Linked DNA regions of Homo sapiens: region 2 is linked to region 1. Evidence: chromatin loops called from intact Hi-C (ENCODE). Cell type or tissue: B cell. All regions are shown on one strand. Links, peaks and the distances in the headings refer to the core of each region. The heading gives the core; the rest is flanking DNA.

Evidence for each region. Peaks named below come from ENCODE experiments on the same cell type or tissue, not always from the same donor. Only the 100,000 strongest peaks of a DNase experiment are listed, where the experiment ranks them.
Region 2: it touches region 1 in a loop (12-fold over the local background); 4 of 110 quality-filtered maps call a loop at or near these places.

What each region holds. Positions count from the first base shown.
Region 1 is chr9:89,481,202-89,489,778 of GRCh38, forward strand. All of the region lies in intron 1 of SEMA4D (semaphorin 4D), which reads right to left. Among named protein-coding and RNA genes, the nearest start is that of SEMA4D, 13 kb to the right of the region's middle. RefSeq lists enhancers at 412-912, 5,332-5,401 and silencers at 3,983-4,062, 4,073-4,162. In B cell, for the core only: no CTCF peak of the experiment used is centred there; DNase peaks (open chromatin) are centred at 2,900 and 3,960; H3K4me3 peaks cover 1,711 bases; H3K27ac peaks cover 5,792 bases.
Region 2 is chr9:89,397,043-89,405,562 of GRCh38, forward strand. SEMA4D (semaphorin 4D) reads right to left here. Exons shown (of 16, transcript NM_001371194.2): 3 at 8,309-8,520; 4 at 5,829-5,974; 5 at 2,234-2,296. The coding sequence starts at 8,414. Among named protein-coding and RNA genes, the nearest start is that of SECISBP2, 83 kb to the left of the region's middle. RefSeq lists an enhancer at 8,360-8,520. In B cell, for the core only: no CTCF peak of the experiment used is centred there; DNase peaks (open chromatin) are centred at 3,579 and 4,801; H3K4me3 peaks cover 855 bases; H3K27ac peaks cover 3,701 bases.

The sequences.
Region 1 (8,577 bases), core at 132-8,131:
GTGCCCACCTGGCCTTGGTGAGCAGGTGGCGGTGGGGTGGGATGCACAGAGGGGACAGCTGGAGAGACCCCCGAGGGTCCAGCGAGGGAGGCGGGGCCCATCAGCAAGCAACAGGAGCTGGTTCAGGGGCCCCTTCTCAGAGGAGAGGGTTCACAGCAGGACTGGAAACAGGGTGCCACGTGGGAGGTCTGAGACAAAATTAAACCACAGGTGCCACCACGGAGACAAGACCTGCCCCAGGAAGTGGAGCCATAAGAACTGGAGGGCCCTTGGTGTCCTGAAAGGACAATAAAAGGCTAAAACACAGCCTGTGTGCAAGGATGTTCAAAATATCATTCCTAACAGCCTCAAACTGGAAGCCGAGAGGGCAGCAGACACCCGTGGCGGATATAAATGTGCCTAAATTGTGGCAGACACACACACCGGAATACGTGGTGGCAAGGCAAGAGAAGAAGACCCTGGGTGAGCTCAAGCCAAATGTCACAGACGGATGCTGAGTGACACGCACGAGGATGTGCTGCAGAACCCAAGGCACACAGACTCAAGCCAGCCAAGATTAACCTGCGCTGTGATCAGCTGGGGAGTGGTGAGCAGGGGGCCCCAGGGCCCTGTGCTCTGCTCCTCTTCCCAGGCATCGCAGGGCTGGCTCCATTTGTGAAGATTCAAGGGCCGCACACTGAGGCTAGGTGTGCTTCACAGTAAATTCTGCAAATATCTCACTGCAGAAGGAAGGAGGAGATGGAAAGATGAAAACAGCAAACCTGGTGAGAGGGTTTCGCTGCTGCTGCTTCCTGTCGATGACCTTCCCTTGACTCCAAGAGGGGAAAGGAGGCAGGGAGAGGGGTCACCGCCCAGACGGGTGAGGGGATCCACTGCAAAGTAGTGGGCCATGGAGCCGACCCAGCTGCTCTAAGAAGAAGGCAGCAAAGCCAGTTGAGGACCAACCAGCTCACAGCGGTCAGAGCACTTGCAATGTCCACCATCCACTGGCTGGCTGTATCCTACTGCCCTCCTGGGACACGTCCACAGAGAATGTGCACCAGCAAGGCCACCAAGCAGGCCACACCTGGATCACTCTGACGACCACGAGGCCAGAGTCTCAGACCATGGAATCTGCTCTTCATGTCAGCTCTGATCAGACAGGCACTTGGAAGAGTCACAACGCAAAGAACAGCACGGGCCACACTCGTTACGGTTTACACAGGCATCAGCAACAGCTCTGATCCTCAGGGAAGCCTCCCAGCCATTCTCAGCCCCAGCAGCAGAAGGCCCCGCAAAGCTCAGGATAACTGCACTGTAGCAAATGTCTCCTGTGCAGCAGGAGGCACACTCTGCCTCCTCCAGCAGCAAGGAGAGGGCCCCCAGCCCAGCAGTTTGGGGAGGGTGACACCAGCAGGAACGGACTCCCGGCCTGACACAATTCATGAATAAGGCTGTGCTTGGCAAAGTGTTTTTCCGTCTGTAGCAACTACAATGTAAGTGCTTGAAAAGGCTTCAGAGTAGTCCTGACACAAAATGTCTCAGTGGAAGTCTCCAGATGACACCATCACTTATTTAGAGAATGCCACTGTGGCCTGAGCATGGTCTCCTCGCTGAGAAAAGAGAAAGGGGAGAGAGCATGTCTGCATTCTCAGGGCTCCTTCATTTCCACCGCGAGACATCTGTGCTAAGCCATCTATCCCTTCTGCAGCCCTAAATGTGCTAATTATTAAATGACACTCTCTTCCAGTTGAAATAAAACCTGTGCCCACTGGCTGGAGTCACAGAGCGGTTACTTGTAAATAAATGGAGTCTGTATCTCCCCGAAGGCTTGATTCCAGGTCCTGCAGCGACTGGTGTCTATTTTAAAAATCGCCTTCTCACCACCTCTCTGGTTTCGCCAAGCTGGCAAAAACCAAGCCCTGCTCCAACCGTGCTCTTGTGGAAGGAACTGGAACATGAGGATGGCAGATCCCTGCACAGAGAGACCTCAGCCCCACAGAACATCCAGGACGCAGCCGCTGCTTACAGGCAAGACCAAGGGAGCCAGGCGGCTTCCCAGGATTCCACATTTGAAACCCAAGCCACTGCCCTCAGCATTCAAAGACAAGCTAGATATCCAATTCCACCTGCTCAAGAGCTCTGCTTTGACCCAGTTTTCCTGCCCTGTTGTTCTCAGGCTTGCGGTCCAACACCAGCCCCTGGGGTAGGCACTGTGCTGAAGGCTCTAAGGCATGTCCAGCCCCAGAAATGTGGGGATTAGCCTCACTGAGAGGAAAATCAAGCGGTAGAGGAGTACATGGTCAAAGTCAGCCAACGTGAGAAATAAGATAATAATACATAGTGTACACACATTGACGTCACGCTAAAATTTTTACATTTCCATGCAGTTACACATAGGGCCAGATGTCACATGGGGGTCAGTAGTTCTCAATCTGGGGGTTGCAAACACAGTTTTTCAACAAATATAATCAAATAAAAATATCAGGGGGTGTCACAGATAGTTAAGGGCGGCTGTTATGAGCAAAACTTACTGGCATGTGTGCATCTGTGTGCTGTGTGTGTGTGCGTGTGCTGCCTCACAATATAAAATGCATGTGGGTCACTGTCAGCGTCTGAAGCCAGCCAGGCATGAGACACCCACACAGCCAGGCTGCCTGATGGTCAAGAAGCTTTTGTATTGTAATAAAAAATGTTTTAGCAATATGGTCCATGCACTGAAACCTTCCTGAGGCTTGGTTTCAAACATAACACTGAATTCCACATGCATCTCAGTTCAAACGTGGGCAAGAAGGGATATTACAGGAGTCATCTCATTTAATAATCCTACAGTCCCCCAACAACCACTGAGGGACAACCCCACTAAGGAAGAGGGCGGGCCCCACTGAGGCTGCGCACAAGCTGGCAGGCACAGAAGGGCTTCCGGGCTCCCCCAGGAACTGGAGCCTTAAAGAGGACGCCGCGGCCACCCCGCCCTGCAGGCCCACCTGCAGCTGGGCTGCATCTGGGAGAGGCAAGCGAGGGGCCGGCCAGCTTCACTGCCTGCATGCCCTTTAGGAGCAGAACAAGCTGCAAAACACCCACCTGCTCTGGGAACAAGGCACGCATGACCAGTCTAGGAAAAGTGTGCAAAGCTCTCAAGACTCCGATGCATACGGGGTATGTGTGTGCTGTGTGTGCTGCGGCACGTGCAGCATATGACTGTGTGGTGTTATGTGTGGGGTTTGATGTGTGGTGTGTGTGGTGTGTATGTGTACAGTGTGTGTTGTGTGTGTTTTGTGTGTGTGTGTGGCATGGTATGTGTATGTACCACGTGGTGGGTTTGTGTAGTGTGTGTGGTGTGTATGGACTGGGTGTGTGGGGTGGGGAGGTACGTGTATGGTGTGTGTATACATGGTGGGGTATGTGTGTAGTATGGGGTGTTCCGTGGTGTGATGTGCGGTGTATGTATGCAGTATATATGTAGTGTGTGTGTGGTGTGGTGTGTGTATGTAGTGTGGTGGCTGTGTGTGTGGTATGTGATGTGGTGTATGGATGTGTTGTGTGTTATGTGTGTGTGGTGTGGCAGGTATGTGTGAAGTGTGTGGTATGGGGAATGTGTGGTGTGGTGTGTGGATGTATTGTGTGGTGGGTGTGTGGTGTGTGGATGTATTGTGTGGTGTGTGTGTAATGTGTGTATACTGGGTGTTTGTGGTGTGGGGGGTATGTGTGTAGTGTGTGGTATGGGGTGTGTGGTGTGATGTGTATGTGTGTGTTGTTTGGTGTGTGTGTACTGGGTGGGTGGTGGAGGCATATGTGTGTAGTATGTTGTGTGTGTGTGTGTGTGTGTGTTCCAGAGCTACATTTTTCAACCTTTTCCTTTGTATTTCTCCTTTGTGATTTCCATAACAAGTATTGTTGCAGAAAATCAGAGAAATGTAGACAAGCACCAAGGAGAAAACAGAAGGCACGTCATCAACTAAACATCTGACTCGCATTTTGGACATGGTCTAGTGCTTTCTAGGCAATTGTAAGTCCTTGCCATGCATGTTGGTTCACAAACTGTTCTTAACACATGATGTATTATGCTGACTTCTCATCTCATTAGGCATATTTTACACTAGATTTTCAAAGAGTGACCAATGTTACTATGGCACATCCTGCCTAACTATTTCACTGTCAGTAGCTGCCCAGGTTATATCTGGATTTTCTATTTATAAACACTGAGAAACACCCTTTTCAATAAATGCTTCTTAACATTCATGATTCTTTAAATAAATGTCTAGCTCATTCAGACTCCAATGGCCAAAGGGTACATGTGCCTTAAAATCTTTAAAACATTAACCGGGCTGGGCACGGTGGCTCACACCTGTAATCCTAGCACTTTGGGAGGCCAAGACGGGAGGATCACCTGAGGTCGGGAGTTCAAGACCAGCCTGACCAACATGGAGAAACCCCATCTCTACTAAAAATACAAAATTAGCCGGGCATGGTGGCGCATGCCTGTAATCCCAGCTACTTGGGAGGCTGAGGCAGGAGAATCACTTGAACTTGGGAGGCAGAGGTTGCAGTGAGCCAAGATTGCACCATTGCACTCCAGCCTGGGCAACAAGAGCAAAACTCCATCTCAAAAAAAAAAAAAAAAAAAAAAAAAAGAAAAAAAAAAAACCACTAACCAACTGCCACCTCCTAGTGCATGCATTAGATGCTGGACCTCAGTATAGAGCATCGAATCACAACTCCTGGCTTCACCACTTCTTGGCTGAGCGGCTTCAAGAATAACATTCTTATTCTCTCTGTTCTCACCTGTAAACAAGAGGGGAGAACTGACCCAGTCTTACAGGACTGTGGTCAGAACTCCATGAGACGGATAGAGTTTGGCATATCATTTATAACAAGGTCACCATGAACGTCATCTAGCATTCTTGTCCCATAACTTCTTTCCCTTGTTTCCAATCTGTCTTTCCAATTCATCACTCTGAAATGCCAGAGTTACTCCTGAGACATCGATCTGATTGCTTTATTTACTGCTCAAATACCTGCATAATTATGCTGAGTGAAAGAAGCCAGACTCAAAGGCTACAATCTGTATAATTCCTTCTATATGAAATTCTGGAAAAGCCTAGAGGGATGGAAAACAGGTCAGTGGTTGCTAGGTCTGGGGAAAGGAAACTGACTACAAAGGGGCACAAGACGGAATTTTTGGAGTTATGAAAATTTTCCATACCTTGATTTGGTGTGGAAATGATTTGGTATGGTTATATTTACCAAAACCACATGCATTAACCAAAACTCACAGAATGGTACATTTAACAGGAAAGATTTCACTGTATATAAAATTATAGCTCAATAAATCACACAAATAACCAGAACTGACTCAAACAGAAACAGAAAATCTTCATAGTCCTATGTTAAGGAATTGAATTCATAATTAAAAGCCTCTCCATAAAGAAAACCCCAGACAGGCTGGGCACAGTGGCTCACACCTGTAAGCTCAGCACTTCAGAAGGCCAAAGCGGGAAGATGGCTTGAGGTTAGGAATTCAAGGCCAGCCTGGGAATCATAGTGAAACTCTGTCTCTGCTAAAATTCAAAAAAATTAGCCAGGCATAGTGGTGTATGCTTGTAGTCCCAGCTACTCTGGAGGCTGAGGCAGGAAGATCACTTGAGCCCAGGAAGTCAAGGCTGCAGTGAGCTATGATTGAGCTATGATTGTACCACTGCACTCCAGCCTGGACAACACAGTGAGACCTTGTCTCCAAAAAGGGAAAGGAAGGGAAGGGGAGGGGAGGGCAAGAGAAGCCCAATCCTACAAAGACTATTCAAAAATAGTAAGAGGAACCACTTCTCAAATCATTGTGTGGGGCAAACTTTACTTTGATACCAATATAAAATACAGTACCAGAAAAGAAAACAATATCCCTCATGACATAGCCACAAATATCCTTAATAAAATTGCAGCAAATCAAATCCAGCAATATATAAATATATATATATAATATATAAAACAAATATATAAAAAAGATACATAATTACCAAGTGGGATTTGTGCCAGAAATGCAAGAATGATTTAACATTCAAAAGTTAACCAGTGTAATTCACCATATTTACAAACAAAAAATGAAAAACCCTATGATCATCTCAACAGATACAGAAAAAGTATATGAGGAAATTCAACACCTACTCATGATAAAAGCTCTCAACAAATTAAAAAACTTCCACCGCCTTGTAAAAGGCACTTCATATCTTTACCTAACATCATACTTAACAACAACAACAACAAAACTTGAAATTCTTCCTTCCTGATATTGGGAACAGGCAAGAATGTCCACTTTTATCACTTCTATTAATCATTGTACTGAAAGTCCTAGAAGTGAAAGAAAAGAAGAAAAAGGAGTAAAAGGCATTCTAACTGGAAAGAAACTGGTCTTTATTCATAATCATCAGAATTATCTATATGAAAGATCTTGAGGGACTACAAAAAAAGCTACTTAAATAGCGACTTAGCAAGGTTCACAGGATAAACAAAAAATAGAAAAAATCAATTGTATTTCTATATATCGCAATTAACAACTGGAAAATAAAATTTTTAAAATCCATGTATAATAATATGAAATACTTATGAGTAAATCTGATAAAACATGTGCAAGACCTGTACACTCAAAACTACAAAACACTGCTGAAAGAAATAAAGGAAGATGAAAATAGAGGGAGATTCCATGCTCATTGGTCAAGAGACCAAATATTGTTACAATGTTTTTTCCCAAATTGATCTAAGGAGTTAATACAATTCTGGCCAAAATCCAAGCAGGCTTGCTGTAGAAACTGACAAACTGATCTTAAGTATATAAGAAAATGCAAAGGATCTAGAACCGACACTACAATTTTGAAAATGAAGCAAAATTGTCATGCTACCTGACTTCAGGAGTTACTACAGAGACAGTGTGATACTGGGACCTATGAGGAATAAGCCATAATGGAACAGAACAGAATCCAGAAACAAAGGCACACAGATATGGTCAATTACTTTACAAACATGGTATCAACATAATTCACTGGAGAAAGAAGAGGCTTGCTGTTGTTGTTTACTTTAAAACAAATGGTGTGAGAACAATCGGAAGTCTACATGTAAAACAATGAACCTCAATCCTTAGCTCTTTCCATTAAAAATTAACTCGAAATGGATCACAGATCTTTTTTTTTTTTTTTTTTTTTTTTTTTTGAGAACAGAGTCTCACTCTGTCACACAGGCTGGAGTGGCTGGAGTGCAATGGTGCGATCTCAGCTCATTGCAACCTCCGCCTCCCAGGTTCAAGTGATTCTCCTGCCTCAGGCTCCCAAGAAGCTGGGATTACATACGTGCACCATCACATCCGGCTAATTTTTGTACTTTTAGTAGAGACAGGGTTTCACCATATTGGCCAGGCTGGTCTCAAACTCCTGACCTCAGGTGTTCCACTCACCTCAGCCTCCCGAACTGTTGGGATTACAGGCGTGAGCCACCACGCCCAACCAAAATGGATCTCAGATCTAAACATAAAAGCTAAAATTACCACATTTTCAGAAGAAAACACAGATAATCTTTATCACTATGGATTAGACAAAGATTTCTTAAATAGGGTACAAAAAGCACAAACCATTAAAACAACTTAAAACCAAAAAGTCTGCCCATTGAAAGATATAACGGATAAAAAGGCAAGCCATAGACTGAGAGAAAATATTTGCAATACAAGTATCTGACAAAAGGTTTGAGTCAAGAATATGTAAAGAACACCTACAACTCACATATAAGAAGACAACCCAATTAAAAAGTGATCAAAAGATCTGAACAGACACTTCACAAAAGAATATACACAAATAGCTAATAAGCACATGAAAAGACGCTCAACTAAAACTGCACAGATACAGCACTACCACATTTCCACTAGAATAGCTAAAATTAATAAGACTGACAACAGCAAGTGTTGGCACAGACGTAAACCAACTGCAACTCTCATGCGTTAGCAGTGGGAACGTAAAATGATACAACTGCTTTGCAAAGCAGTTTGCCAGATTTTTAATCAAGTTAAACATCTACTTACCATGAAACCCTGTAATTCCACTTGTAGGTAGTTACGCAGGAGAAATAAAAACATATGTCCACGCTAAGATTTGCCCACGAATGCTCACAGCATGTCTTATATCATCTTTTATTGTGGTAAAATACTCGTAAGATAAAATTTACCATTTTAAAGCGTATAATCCAGTGGCATTTAGTACATTCGCAATGTTATGTAACCATCACCCCTATCTAGTTCCAGGACCTCAAAAGGAACCCCAATGCATATTAAGTGTTCACTTCCCATTCCCCCACCTCCCCAGCTCCTGGCAACCACTAACGTGTTTTCTGTCTGGAAAGATCTGCCCATTCTGAACATTTCATATCAATGAAATAATACAATATGCAGCTATTAATCTGTGCCTGGCTACCTTCACTTAGAATAATGTTTTTGAGGTGAATTCACATTGTAGCATGTATCAGCGCTTCACTCCTTTTTATGGCTGAATCATAGGCCATGTATGAATATACCACATTTAGCTTACCCATTCATCCACTGCTGGACATCTGGGTTTCCGTCCT
Region 2 (8,520 bases), core at 1-8,000, 84 kb before region 1:
GTTCTCGTACAGTGGAAGGTTCACTGAGACCCCAACCCCACCCCTAGGCAAACCTAAAGCTGAAACTGGCCTGAGTAATTGTGTCTCTGCAGTGTCCACATGCTGTTCAGGTGCCAAACAGGATTTTGTTTCAGTCCCTAATTGATACTCAGCAAAGATGTGGTGACTGAAAAAAAACTCAATGAATGCTTACCTCAAATCTTACTGGGACACCCACTGTTGAAAGCAATATATTTTACTCTTGCTAAGTACGTGGACCACTTGTTCTGTTGCCAGGCCTGGAGAAGTGTCCACCCTACAGAATTTCCTCTCTGTTTCTGGAGACCCCACCCTGCCTCCAACTTGCACAGAACTAGGAACAGCGACACTAGGTCTACCCAACCCAGGGTCCCAGTCCAGCCCCCATGGGAGTGGCTGCACTAGGAGAGCCTGGAGCCCGGCTTGGCATCAGAAAGGCCCAAGCAGGAAAACAAAGATACCATTTCAGAACCCACTATTTTAGGCTAAAAGTACTTGCGTTACATGTGCTATAGTCTGAAATTATCCCAGATTAGGAGAGTTCTCTTTTTTAGACTGGTTGGAAGTAATTCACTATTCACCCCAACCCACCTGCACACCCCCGGAAACCGGAGCTACACTGCACCGCCTGCTTTTCCTCTCATTTCCTAATCTAACTTTGGATTTAGAGACAAAGACTTCAGTGCAAGTGTTTAGCATTTTGCTAAGAAAGTTTAGCATAGACTTCTTTGGGTTTTCTTTCTTCTTTTGCCTTTAACTCAGCTTGTCTTGACCACCATTGAGGAAGAATGCCCAGTGCCAGGTAGGGACATGATGGCTCAGAGGGTGATGAGGGTAACCTAGAGCTGCAGACGGGAATGAGTATTCGGCCCAGGGCTCCCTGAATGAGTACCACACTGAGGGGCCTGAGGGACCAAAGGGACGGACGTGTGCCAAGAATCCAAAAGTCCCAGTGATAGAGAAAGGAGCCAGAGAAAGTCTAGGCAGACAGGGGCAGGTCCCTGGCAAAACCCCACATGTGAGCCAAAAAGCCTAAAACCCGCAGCCCAGAGTGAGAACTTCTATCCCTGTTTGCCCGCCGTCTCCCGATTGGTTCTTTCTGAACATCTTTTTACAATCAGATGTTGCCTTTTCCGAAACTACCCACAGCCCACCCTGCCCTCATCCTGTGCCTATAAGAGCCCAGACTCAGTTGATAGAGAAGAGAAGGTGCTGGACTAGAGAGAGGTGACTTGACTTCAGAGGGATGGCTGGATTTTGGAGAAATGGCTTAACTTTGGAGAAGAGCCGGCCAGAGCTGGCCAGACTTCAGGGAAGATTATTTGCTCGTCCTGTTCCCTCTCAAGCTCCCATCTCCGCTGAGAGCCACTTCCAACACTAAACAAAATTCTCTGACTCCACCATCCTTTAAGTGTCCATGCAACCTCATTCTTCTTGGATGCCGGACAAGAGCTCAGGACCCTGAGTGTGTGTACCCAAAAAAGGCTGTCATACTGGCCCTTTGCCCTCACTGGCAGAGGACAGCTGTCCCACACAATGAGAAAAGGGGCCCACTGAGCTTATAACACACCACTGTCCATGGAGAACAGAGATAAGAGAGCACTGTAACGCACCCTCTGGGGCTGCGGGGGTCACAGGCACCCCAACCTGGGTGCCACCCTCAGGGCTCACACAAAGCCTGCTCCTGCTGGCACCCAAAACAGCTGGCCAGATCCCACACTTGCTCACTCATGTGCTCCCTCCTGCAAGAGGTTGAGCACAGCAGGCCGAATAAATGGGGCATCTCTGTCGCAAGTCCAACGAAGGGGTTGAGAAAAACTGCATGACTAGCAACTCCTCCAAGCCTAAGGCCTCTGGGTGCAAGGAGGCAGAACAAACCCTGAATTTCTGCACTATTCACCAGTGGGCTTCACTATTCACCAGTGTTCTGTAGTCAAAGTTTCAGGCCATCTGAATACATTCAATTCATATAAACTTTAAAAAAGTATTTCTCAAAGGCCAAATATGTTTGGCACCTGCTTTGAGAAACCCAATCCTGATACTCAGGAATAGAGGGATGAGCTCCAAGACGCATCACAACAAAACCAAGCCCAGCAGAATGAACAGAGCCTGGAGAAAAGGCTGGCCTGCACTGCAGGCATGCTGGCATTCAGTAGATTAAAACAACCAAGAAATACTTGAATGGGATTCTTTGTAGCTTGCAAAAGAAATTTACCTGTTTTGATTTCCCCTTTTCTGCACATTTTGCTTTTTTGTCTTCTGAGACCTTCCAATACACCTGTTGGGATAGAGTCCATATCAGTGCATATTCTTTTAAAGAGATACTAGTATAAAAATGCACAATTTTAAAAGCACATGATAGAGTTTAGAGCCTAGAGGTTTCTCCTGAGATGATCAATTCTCAGACTGCAAGGGAGGTTCAGAGAGCAGGGGAGCAGCCTGGGGCCTTCATGAACATCCTCACTGTGATCCTTATCCTGAAACCAGTGGAGTCTGGAAGACCAGCTCCAAAAGTTCCATCACTCACCATAAAACAGCAGCAAAAATCAAACTCGTGAAAGTGGAGAAAATTAAATTATTTTTCAAAAACCTAAACCATAAGTATTTTCAAACATCAAAGTGGGCTTTTTTCCATCCATTCAAAGTGACTCTACAGGCCGGGCGCAGTGGCTCACACCTGTGATCCCAGCACTTTGGGAGGCTGAGGCAGGCGGATCACCTGAGGTCAGGAGTTCCAGACCAGCCTGGCCAACATGGTGAAACTCCATCTTTACTAAAAATACAAAAATTATCTGGGAGTGGTGGCGGGCGCCTGTAATCCCAGCTACTCGAGAGGCTGAGGCAGGAGAATCTCTTGAACCCGGGAGGCGAAGGTTGCAGTAAGCCGAGATCGCACCACTGCACTCCAGCCTCGTGTGCCTGGGCAACAGAGTAAGACTCCGTCTCAAAAAAAAAAAAAAAAAAAAAAAAAAGTGACTCTACAGTCCAGTTTAAAAAAAAAAGCCACAATATTCACTGTATCAGTAGAAAGGGAGATTTACGATTCCTTAAACTTGCATGTTGGCAGCAGGAGGAAGTGATGAACTAACACCACCAGCTCAGCTCAGGCACCATCTTAGTAAGATCCATGTTCCTACCACCTCTTCTTTCAAACCAGGGACAATTCGTGATCAGAAACTTCCAGGGGGTGGGGGCCTTAGCCCCTTGCCCTCCAAAGCCCCCACAGAATAGAAAGCAACATAAGACAAAAGGGAAGGTTTCTATATCTATCTCTGCCTCACCTTCCCCAAAATGCCCCCTCTCTCTGTGATGTTCCATAACTGATGCAAAAGAAACCAGTAACAATGTATTTTTCTCCACCAAAAGGCTTGTAGCAGGTGTCAGGACTCAGAGGTTAGGAAGCACACAGGGCTTCTAGGAGGGAGAGTATGAGGAGAGGAACCCCACTTTAGGTTTCTAACTAACTCTGTGAGTTCCTGAACAGCACCCAGGCTGCAGACACAGTACTAAGGGAGTGTCATTTCATAGAAATGGAAGTCCTGATAGGGGCACACAAAAGCGGAACAGAGTCTCATTTAAAATAGCCACTTCCTTCAGCATTTAAAGTACAGATGATTTCGTCAACTCGCATGAAATGCATAAGGACAAGGGAACGTACACTTCAACAGACTCTTGATCACGTTTGCAGGGATTTTCACTGATGCTTGGCGGGGGTCTCTTTATTTTTTTCTTTTAAGTATAAGAGGTCCCCAAGCCTCTCCCCAACCCCGAGGGACCACCATGGTGTCATTAACAGAGCAATGTCTGGCTCTCACTGAACACCTGTGGGGCCAGCACAAACACACTGTCCACAATTCCCCCAAGACCGAGTGTGAGCCTGTGTGGTCAGGAAGGCGCTCAGAGGAAGAGAATTTAACAGACACGCGAAGAGTAAGAGCTGAGTGAGGTGAGACCACCACATCTTTCTGCTCAGAGTGCCTCACAGTGCTGAATACTTTGTTTTTGTTTTTTTGAGACAGGGTCTCGCTCTGTTGCCCAGGCTGGACTGCAGTGGCATGATCTCAGCTCACTGCAGCCTCGACCTCCTGGGCTCAAGTGATCCTCCCACTTCAGACTTCCAAGCACCTCAGACTCCCAAGACCTGAGCCACCACACCTGGCTATTTTTTGCAGTTTTTGTAGAGAAAGGGTTTCGCCATGTTGCCCAGGCTGGTCTCAAACTCTTGAGCTCAAGTAATCCGCCTACCTCGACCTCCCACAGTGTTAGGATAACATGCGTGAGCCACAGCACCCAGCCAAATACTTGTTTTCAGAGCATAATGCTCAGAGCTCATTTATGTGTCAAACAGAAATTGAGAAATAAGCTAGACCCTGGAGATGAAAACAAAAAGAGATCTGGGCAGAAAATGTCCAGCGTGAACCTGGAACAGATTCCAGAGAGCAAGAAAACTAACCCCACACCGCGAGGTCTCAGGAGCCAACCCAAACAGGCTGCTGTTGACCATGGATGCGACGATTTGAGCATGAGGTAGGTGTTTCACTGTGATGGGTCAAAGAAGAGCAAATATCTTTAAATCTATGACTTCATTGTGACACTAAAAATCAATCAAAAAACTCACTCTTGCCCTTCAGAGGGGAAACTGACTCATTAACTCATTATTCTGAAAACTGGTAAATAAAGGCAAAGATTCCAAGCATCGATTCTGCATTTCCCAAAGGAAATGGGACCTCTACGGACCAAAATAGCTGGTGATGGGCACTTCCCCTTTTATACGATTTCCAGCTAACAAGTAGAGAAGGAGAGGTAGAATCAGAACATTGCGTTTTGCAATCTTTGATGAGAAGAGCATCTAGACTTCGCTGGTCAAAGGCCACCGAGACTGAGGAGGAGGAACACCTGCCTCCATGGAGAAGCCCGCCTCACAGCCCTGAGAGGGATGAGCCTGGATCTGACACCCAGCTGGGGATGTGAAGACAGAGGTGCATGCTAAAGACACCATGAGTGGGGCTGGGTGTGGTGGCACATACTTACAGTCCCAGCTACTCAGGAGGCTGAGGCAAGAGGATCACTTGAGCCCAGGAGTTTGAGGCTGCAGTGAGCTACAATCAAATTTTAAATTCGGTTTGATTTTTTAAAATGTTTAAAGACACCGAGGAATCAGGAGCAATGTGAAGAGTGGGACATGGGATGGGCTGTGCAGAGTAGCTTTCTCAGGAAGGAAACCGAGGCTGGCTCCTAGAAGCGGAGACTGAATGGACAGGGTGACCAGCTGCAATGGATTGGGACAGCGTGGTTGCAACCTGATTCAAACTAAACGTTTGAACCAACTAAACAAGCATCATCCACAAGAGTCGGTGAAATATGAACACTGGCTGAATGTATGATGATATAAATTTTGGAGAAGCTATTTTTGATTATTTGCACGACAAGGGGCCCTTTCCAGTAAGAGATACCCAGATGAAGAATGTGGTGTCGGGATCTGCCTCAATGCCCCAGGAGGTGGAGGGTACTGTAGGCAAGACTGAACACCCGGCCTTGCATAAGCTGCAGTGGGCACAGGGCTCATGGCATAGCTGTCTCTGCTCATAGGTATGTTTGAGATTTTTTCATAATAAAAAGTTCAAAAAAAAAAAAAGCAAAGAGGGTGGTCCCCGGGTGAACTGCTGGTGGACACCCAAAGATGGGGCTGCATGGTCACAGCTACAGAATGGAGGCTCCAGGTAAGTCAGCCCCCAGCCCCACAGTGGGGCCAGGAGAGGCTGCCCACTCAAGCTGGGCTATGTGGACATGCAGGGGAGCCCAGGACGTACCTCATGCTGCTTCTCGGAGATGTTGAGTGCGTTCACAGCGAAGACCGCCTCCCGGGCACCTATGTACAAGGTGTCCTTGTCCTCGCTCAGCAGCAAGGCTGAGTAGTTGTAGATGTCTGGCTCATGAAACTGCACCAGGTGCACCTCTGTGGGATGCAAGGGCAGGGTCAGAGTGGGAGGAAGAAAAGAGCGATGGAAGCATTTTTAAACCTGAGCACATCCTAGGTCCCTGTCTCAGTGACAATGAGCACGTCTGGGTGCAGTCATGTCTCGAGGGCCATGTGTTGCTGCAACAGGCACTGCTACAGTGGAGGTGGCCTCAGTCAACGCCAGACCCACAGTGTAGCCATCAGGTGTGCTCATGGGAACCACTCACAGCCCTAGAGCTCAAGCCCGGAGCCAGTGTGCTCACTTTGAAGCTGTGAGTCGGACATCCCTTCCTGCTCCCTCAGATCCCAGAATCCCAAACCCTGCTCTGCCAGATGCTTCCTGTGATGGCTCCCACCCTCTGCCCACCCAACTCTGGTCTACATGCCTTGTCATCCACAGATTAGGTGTACAGGAATACAATGACTTAGGATTTTCTTATTCAGGAAAAGAATGTTTTACTTCAAAATCTTCACAAAATTTCTTTTGGAGAATATATCCATCAACGAATGCAATTCTCAGTGATCACCACCACAAACTTATAGACAGAGAAACAAGTGACGTCTCTTTGCTTATTAGGTTACTGTATCAATAGCTACTTAGGAAAATGAAGATTTGAGCAATAGCTGCTTAAGAATAATATAAATGTATCAGCATTATTTTTTTTAGGACCTGTTTCTTCAACTGTCCTGACAACAATTTGAGCATTTTGACCTTGGCTTTTTACATATTACCAAGAGTCTGCTTTATTTAAGAGTCAGGTGGGCCAGGTGTGGTGGCGGGCGCCTGTAACCCCAGCACTTTGGGAGGCCAAGGTGGGACGACTGCTTGTGTCCAGGAGATTGAGGCTGCAGTAAGCTATGATTGTCCCACTGCACTCTAGCCTGGGCAACAGAGCCAGACCCTGACTTCGAGAAAAAACAAAGAGAGTCAGGTGTTCATACTTTCTGTTCTAATTTTCCCATGTGGAAGAGAGATGCACACAGGCAGCAGGTCCTCTCTCTCAGCACAACAATGGCCTATATTGCTGACAGCTCTCAGCCACCTGCAAGCAACACCTTGCTCAGGACCCAGGGTGTAAGCTCTCAATCCACTGAGTCAGAAACCCGGGTCCCCAGACACATCCTCCAAGAGAAGAAATAACTAAAAAAAAACTAAACAGCAGGAAAGGAAAGTAGCTGGCATGAGGCTCAGCTGCACGTAGGACGAGCATTCTTATGATGCCTCACTGTTCTTCTCAGGCGCCTGGAGCAGACGCTCAGTGGGGCGGGTGCTTTGGCAGCACGCCGCGAACATTACTAGGTACGAGGGAGGGAAGCTTCCTGTCAGGGGTCCCCAGATTCAGAAACCAAATCAGGAGGTCTGCACGAGCCTTGCTGAGTATCTACAGTTGTCACAGCCTCTCCCTTAGATCAGCTGAGTAGGCCTGTCTGCTCAGACAAAAGTTCTCAGAGCAGAGAATCCAACAGATCACATGCCAGCATCCTCAGCCACCTGCCTGAGCATCCCAGGAAGTGGAGTTCCTGTCCCGTCCCCAGCCACCCGCCTCAGCATCCCAGGAAGTGGAGTCCCCATCCCGTCCCCAGCCACCCGCCTCAGCATCCCAGGAAGTGGAGTCCCCATCCCGACCTCAGCCACTCACCTCAGCATCCCAGGAAGTGGGGTCCCCATCCCGTCCCCAGCCACCCACCGCAGCATCCCAGGAAGTGGGGTCCCTGTCCCATTCTCAGCCACCCACCTCAGCATCCCAGGAAGTGGGGTCCCTGTCCCGTTCTCAGCCACTCACCTCAGCATCCCAGGAAGTGGGGTCCCCATCCCATCCTCAGCCACCCGCCTCAGCATCCCAGGAAGTGGAGTCCCCATCCCATCCCCAGTCACCCGCCTCAGCATCCCAGGAATTGGGGTCCCCATCCCATCGCCAGCCACCCACCTCAGCATCCCAGGAAGTGGGGTCCCCGTCCCGTCCTCAGCCACTCACCTCAGCATCCCAGGAAGTGGGGTCCCCATCCCATCCTCAGCCACCCGCCTCAGCATCCCAGGAAGTGGAGTCCCCATCCTGTCCCCAGCCACCCGCCTCAGCATTCCAGGAAGTGGGGTCCCCATCCCATCCCCAGCCACCCGCCTCAGCATCCCAGGAAGTGGGGTCCCCATCCCGTCCTCAGCCACTCACCTCAGCATCTCAGGAAGTGGAGTCCCTGTCCCGTTCCCAGCCACCCGCCTCAGCATTCCAGGAAGTGGGGTCCCTGTCCCGTCCCCAGCCACCCACCTCAGCATCCCAGGCAGTGAGGTCCCCATCCCAGGCCATCAGCACCCCTGCAGGTTTCGTCACTCACCTCTGTGCTCCCAGGTGATCCGGGGTATGGGTGCAAATGCCATCGCTGTCCCAAACATCACTGCAAGGGCCATGAGCAGCCCCCTAATGGGGGTGCACATCCTCATCAGGTAGAGGCGACCCCAGGGGCTTCAGCAGCAAAGGCTCACGGCAGCAGGTGGCCGGGCAGGTGTGCTATTGCAGATGCGGCTCAGCGCCCCAGGACCAGGGCCA